2 separate regions of the Homo sapiens genome follow, and region 1 is linked to region 2. A link is a contact called in ENCODE Hi-C or POLR2A ChIA-PET data. All regions are on one chromosome and are shown on one strand. The core of a region is the stretch at or near the end of the contact, and the rest is flanking DNA. Distances in the headings are between cores, read along the strand shown. Region 1 has its middle 7.3 kb from the start of IL34. Region 2 overlaps SF3B3 (splicing factor 3b subunit 3).

The links. A loop is a pair of places that touch in the nucleus more often than their neighbours do. ChIA-PET counts read pairs that join two places held with the same protein, here RNA polymerase II (POLR2A). Pooled maps may share reads with other maps.
Region 1: a loop to region 2 is called in a map of right cardiac atrium, with 1.9 times the contacts of the local background. The contact joins two enhancer-like sites. A Hi-C loop is called at or near these places in 2 of 168 maps with a recorded cell type or tissue (dorsolateral prefrontal cortex and right cardiac atrium) and 1 of 50 pooled maps. POLR2A ChIA-PET finds 5 or more read pairs at or near these places in 5 of 52 experiments (AG04450, Caco-2, H1 and 2 more).

Annotation. Positions count from the first base shown.
Region 1 is chr16:70,637,605-70,641,006 of GRCh38, reverse strand. It overlaps a transcript of IL34 not described here. Among named protein-coding and RNA genes, the nearest start is that of IL34, 7.3 kb to the left of the region's middle. Within about 2 kb of position 1,411, at least 5 of the 41 ENCODE cell types and tissues checked have a DNase peak (open chromatin) inside an H3K27ac peak, as active enhancers do.
Region 2 is chr16:70,552,203-70,555,383 of GRCh38, reverse strand. It overlaps SF3B3 (splicing factor 3b subunit 3), which reads right to left. Exons shown (of 26, transcript NM_012426.5): 12 at 787-938; 13 at 178-333. Among named protein-coding and RNA genes, the nearest start is that of SNORD111, 16 kb to the right of the region's middle. Within about 2 kb of position 1,628, at least 3 of the 41 ENCODE cell types and tissues checked have a DNase peak (open chromatin) inside an H3K27ac peak, as active enhancers do.

The DNA.
Region 1 (3,402 bases), core at 162-2,661, 86 kb before region 2:
AGCCACCACGCCCAGGCAACACTTTCAATTCTCTTGAGTATATACCTAGGAGTATATACCTATATACCCTGTATGTACATTCAGCCTTTTCTGGAAAAAGCAAAACTCCAGGGACAGAAATTATATCGGTGACATCCCAAAATGGGGAGTGGGGAAGGGGATTGACTGAGAAGGGGCGCAGGGGAATTTTGGGAGGTGAAGGAAATGCTTTAAACCCTGAATGAAGCGTTGGTATATTATTTGTTGAAATTTATCCAACCGTATGCTTAAAGAGGATGAGCTTTACCATACATCAACTATACTGCAAAAGGCCTGACTTAAAAATAACTTTAATTGATTGAAATATATATATTTAAAAACTAACTTTTTTTTTTTTTTTTATTGAGACGGAGTCTTGCTCTGTCGCCCTGGCTGGAGTGCAGTGGCAAGATCTCGGCTCACTACAACCTCCACCTCCCGGGTTCAAGAGATTCTCCTGCCTCAGCGTCCCAAGTAGCTGGGATTACAGGCATGCACCACCACACCCGGCTAACTTTTGTATTTTTAGTAGAGACAGGGTTTCATCTTGTTGGCCAGGCTGCTCTTGATCTCCTGGCCTCATGTGATCCACCCACCTCGGCCTCCCAAAGTGCTGTGATTACAGTTGACACAAGGTAATATAGCAAGAGGCTGTCCCTACAAAAATAAAAAATACAAAATTAGCCGGGCATGGTGGTGTGCACCTGTAGTCCCAGGTACTCAGAAGGCTAAGGCAGGATGATTGCTTGAGCCCAGGAGGCCAAGGCTGCAGTGAGCCACGATGGCACCACTGCACTCCAGCCTGGGTGATAGAGTGAGACCCTGTCTCAAAGCAAAACAAAAGAAAACAAAACAAAAAGTCTAGCACATACAATTATGTACAGTACCTAATACTTGATCATGATAGTAAACTATTAAATTTATTCTTTCTAAAGTTTTTCTTTTAAAAAGTGTCCCTGGTCTACAGCCTAGAGTTTCCTGATTGCAGATCCATGGTCCACTTCAACATGTTCCTCTGTCTTTTTTTTTCGGAGACAGGGTCTCCCTTTGTCACCCAGGCTGGAGTGCAGAGGCGTAATCACAGGTCACTGAAGCCTCTACCTCTTGGGCTCAAGTGATCCTCTCACCTTAGCCTCCTGAGTAGCTCGGACTACAGGCATGCACCACCACACCTGGCTAATTTTTATTTTTAGTTTTTGTAGAGACAGGGTCTCACTATGTTGCTCAAGCTGCTCTCAAACTCCTGGGCTCAAGCAATCCTCGACCCCGGCCTCCCTAAGTGCTGGGATTAGAGGCGTGAGTCACCACGCCTGGACTCCTCTGTCTTGTCTTTCTGCATGTTTGCAGTGGGAACAGGGTCAAGCTCAAGCCCTTCGTCACGATACAAGCGGTGCTGTGTTCTTTCAACAGAAGGCACGTGACAACTGCACTCCACTCTTTGCTGATGTTGGCAGGCAATGCCACTTAATGCCTAGATCCATTAATTCACTGAGGGCTGCTAATTGTGATATTCTAATTCATCATCTCGCTTTCTGATCAAGCGTTTCCCCATGAGGCAAGCAGAGGCAGTAGCAGATCAACAGCTTTGCCAAGATGTCTGATATAAACGCAATATTGTGCTTTCCTCCTATTTCTGGCCTCTGCCTGAAATCAGACAGTCTCCAGGCCCGTGTAATTTGTTTTCAAATGCCTGCTTCTCAAACAAGATTGGCTGGGTTCTGGACGTGCATTTTCCCATTATGACCCAAAGACATCTGAATGAATTTGATCAAATACACTCCTGGATCCGGGCTGTACATTTCTGGTGGGTGCCACCTATCTGTGATCAATGTCACCACATCTGGAAAGCTCAGTGCCACACCATATCCCAAGGGCATCTCCCAAGCTGGAGTGTTCTCAGGTGAAATAAAACATGAAAATCCATGCCAGCTTTACAAGCCACAGAATCACCAAAACAGGGCAACGCCTTAGTCAGCATTTCCTAACTAAGAGCCAGGTGTCTACCACAACACCCCTGAACCAGATCTACCTACATGGAGATAGATTTCCCTGCATTCACTCACTTTTTTTACTTAAACCAGTTTATTTGTTTAAAAACAAACAAACTGGGCTGGTGCGGTGGCACACACCTGTAATTCCAGCATTTTCGGAGGCTGAGGCAAGAGGATCGCTTGAGCCCAGGAGTATGAGACCAGCCTGGGCAACATAGAGAGACCTAATCTCTACAAATAATTTTTTTTTAATTAGCTAGATGTGGTGGCATACCCACAGTCCCAGGTACTCAAGAGGCTTGACCCCGGGAGGTCCAAGCTGCAGTGAGCCGTGGCTGACACAGAAAGACCAGCCCGGGTGACAGAGAAAGGCCTTGTCTCAAAAAAATAATAAATAAGTATAAAATATCATGGGAAAGCATATGCAGATATTGGGAGGATAAGAAGCCACCAACCAGGGGACCAGAGAGAGAGTGGGGGGGTCAGAAGGCAGGAAAGTTTCCCCAGGGAAGGGGATGACTCCAGTTCTTTTCTTTTTTTCTTTTTTCTTTATTTTTTTTTTTGATAGGATCTTCACTCTGTTGCCTCAAACTCCTGGGCTCAAGATCCTTCTGCCTCGGTCTCCCAAGTTGCTGGGACTATAGGTGTGCACCACCATGCCTAGCTAAGTTTTACAGTTCTTTTGTAGAGACAAGGTCTTGCTAAGTTGCCCAGGCTGGTCTTGAACTCCCAGGCTCAAGTGGTCCTCCTACCTTGGCCTCCCAAAGTGCTGGGGTTACAGGCATGAGCCATCGCGCCCAGTCTGATTCCAGTTTTTAAACCTCCCAGAGAGCTCCCTCTGGTTGGAAGCAGGGCTAATTCAAAAGCAGCCCATGGCTTCTGGCAGAGTGCATGGGTCCACTTTTTACACTGATTTGTAGTATGGAGAAAGACCCAGAAATATACTCTAAAATAATTTTAAAGAAGACAACAAAGCTGAATGCCTGGGATATCCATTGCACTGCTGTTTACACTTGAAGCAAAAAACAAAACAAAACAAAACAAAAAAACCTGGAAACCACCTAAATGTCAAACCACAGAAAAGCAGTTAGCAAAATCTGAGAACTGGTATATACTGAGTGCTGACCATGTGCCGATTGCTTTAAATAGAGCATAGCAAAATAATTATACCTTTTTATCCTTGCAGCAACTATGAGAATCAAACCTCCCAGTCTCTGAAAAAAGTCAGATTCAAAGAAGACAGAGGAAAGAAGTCTCTTCAATCAACACTGGGGAAACTATCTGACATCCTTATATATGTATATAAAAAATTAAACTCAACCCTTATCTCATACCACATATAGAAATTAACTTGGCCAGGCGCGGTGGCTCACACCTGTGATCCCAGCATTTT
Region 2 (3,181 bases), core at 379-2,878:
CCTCAGCCTCCTGAGTAGCTAGGACTACAAGGTGCATGCCAACACGCCCAGCTAATTTTTGTATTTTTAGTAGAGACAGGATTTCACCATACTATCATCTAAATGACTAGACTACAATGCCCATCTTTCCCTCTGGTCCCTACAATAAGTCCCACAGTGAATGATAAAATAACATACAGGATCCATCTCGAAATAGACCAGCTCTCCTCCTGTCAGGGCAATCACCACTTGTCGCTGGTTCACTGCACACTTCACAATTGTTTTCTTTCCAGGGGTCTTCCACTCATTGACTCTCTTGTCTGCTCGTATGTGCCGAATGCCATCTGGATAGACCTAGAGTCAGTAACAGAAAGAAACCTGACTTTAACAATTTGATTCATCACTCAGAATGACCCTCACATCTATCAGATCTGTCACTAAAATCAGACCTGGGGCCACTGCATTTGAGGCACCAGTTGAATCAAAGACAAAAGAGTTAGTAGGCCTCAGGCAAGGTCAACTTTTAAATAGTTCATGTTTTGCAGTGTCCACTTCAAAGAAGTTCAAAGCTTATTAACAAAACACTTATAAAGATCTTTATTAGAGATGAAAGCTGCAGTGATGTGGCTCTGTAACAGAAAAATGGCAAATACAGAGAGGGATATTATGTGCCCAAATCATATGTTCCCTACCCCTAAGGCTTGCTGGAAGGTGAGGGTGAAGAGACATGAACACAGCAGCCTGCATCACAATGAAGGCCAAGAAAGAACAAAGCAGGCCAAGTAGGTAAGCTCTGAGAACCCTCACCTGCACCAAGGCATCATCTCCTAATAAGGAGCAGGACAAGGTCGGGGTGGTCCCCAGGAACCCAGAGTCAGTCACTTCTTCTACAGTTTCTCCAATGGACAACACTAGGGTGGCATTCACGAAAGACACAATGATGTAGGCATCAAACTCATCTGAAAAAGAAAAGAAGGGAGTTGGTTAGATAAGAACTCATTAGAATTACAAAGCCAAATGAAACACTAAGAGTTCTCTTCAGAAACCTTCCAAGGCAGTTCTTCTATGTGTAGTTATTACACACATACACACATACACATGCACACAGAGCAAAATGATCCAGAAGAAAACTAGGGGTCAGAAGAGCCTACAGATATACTCTGCTTCCTCAATATTTTCTTGAGACATCTGCTAAAGAAGTGAGAGGACAAAGCAAGAGAATCGGAGACATGAGGACATTTTAAATACTACAATATTGATACATGAACATACTGAGCTAGAGCTTCATTTATTTGTGCCAGTTGTCAATCACACAACCCCTTCCTAAGAAGAGATACTCCTTCTAACTAGGAAAGACCCCTAACTTCTTCCAAAAGCAGCTTATGTAGAAATGAACACAAGCTCTAATGAATAAAATAGAGATTACTTAAGCCTCTGTGAGACTAACTCATTCTAGGGTTGGAAGCTGAGAATCCTAGTCCCAATGGGAATGATGTAAGAAAACTAGATAACCAGGAAATGGAGGGTGGGGGTTGTTTATATTGTTATTCTGTGACCTCTCTGGTTTTTCACTATTTAGAAACAGAACAATCCTGTGGTCATGAGCAATCCTATTAGAATTTGCTTTTTCTAATTAAATGTAGTTGAATAAACACTAATGAGTTTCTCAAGGAAGTCAGAGGACTTGAGGTATACCAGAAACCCTCAGTTTCTTCTACAGATCCCATAAAGGCCATCTATTTTCCATGTATCTCACCCTACAACATACAACAGCTTCTGCAAGTGTCCCCATCCAGTACGTTTGGCGTAAAGCTTGATAAATGTTGACTAAAGGCATGCTAATTTTTTAAAAGAGTTGAGATTTTCCTAGTTTACATTTGAATTTTTGTTTTAACACCCCCTTAACCAGAAATCAGGTTAAAAAAAAAGGACAGAACAAGACAAGGCACCACACAATGTAGTGGCTGACTCACTCCTAGCAGTAGCAGCTATAGGACCCGTCTGCCTAAGCACTTGTCAAGAGCTCAATGCCACAGGGCTGGTCCACCCACCCACCCACATGAAGGGCATACTTTTGGTTCTGATGACTTCAAATGAGGTTCAGCTAGATTAAGGTTACTAGATCAGTTCTGCAGAATCAGCATTCTTTACAGAAGCAGGGGTCAAATGAAGATGTATCATTCGACCAGGCATGATGGCTCATGCCTGTAATCCCAGCACTTTGGGAGGCCAAGGTGGGTAGATCACCTGAGATCAGGAGTTAGAAACCAGCCTGACCAACAGGGTGAAACCCCATCTCTACTAAAAAATAAATAAAATAAAATACAAAAATTAGCTGGGTGTGGTGGTGGGCGCCTGTAATTCCAACTACTCGGGAGGCTGAGCAGAATTGCCTGAACCCGGGAGGCGGAGGCCGCAGTGAGCCGAGATCGCCCCACTGCACTCCAATCTGGGTGACAGAATGAGACTGTCTCAAAACAAACAAAAAAGATGTATCATTGGCATGGCCTACAGTAGTGTTCTGCCCTATTAGCAGGACGTAAAATCAATTTAATGTGTTGCACAATAGGCACTTCATAACAGAAATAAATGTAATTTATGAAGTTGCTTCATATATAGTAGGATAATTACTGTTTTGTGAAACTTTTGTTTCAGTTAATATTGCATATATATGTACCTACTGTGGTGGCTGAAAAACAAGGATTAAAGATCTTTCCCAATGGGCATGCTCTAATGGTTAGACCAGGAATCCACAGAGTAAAGGTTCAATTTCCAAATCATAAGGAATAATACAGGACAAGAAGCTAGATACTTGGTTTTTGGTTATTTTGCTAGAACTGTCAACATATATCAAATGCTTTGGGAACGTCTTATAAGATGGCTTTGTAAGACTAAGCACTACTCACTATCATAAAACAAGTAAGGACATGGTTATCTCTGAAATGGATGTCTCAGTAGCTTTCAACAAAACCAAAATCCATCTCTACATAACACCAAGTTTGGAACCTTTACTCCAGTTCTCAGTTTTTGTACTGGAAATTTTTGTTGTGTAAAAATAACAGTTGTTTAATTTTAATATTATATGAATACAGTATCATTTCCCATGTTCTCATTACTGAAACCTAATAACCCTAAAAGCTGTGTCAAAGCAAATTAAAGCCAAACAACAAAAGGCTGTAACTGGCCAGGATTTCTGGTCTCA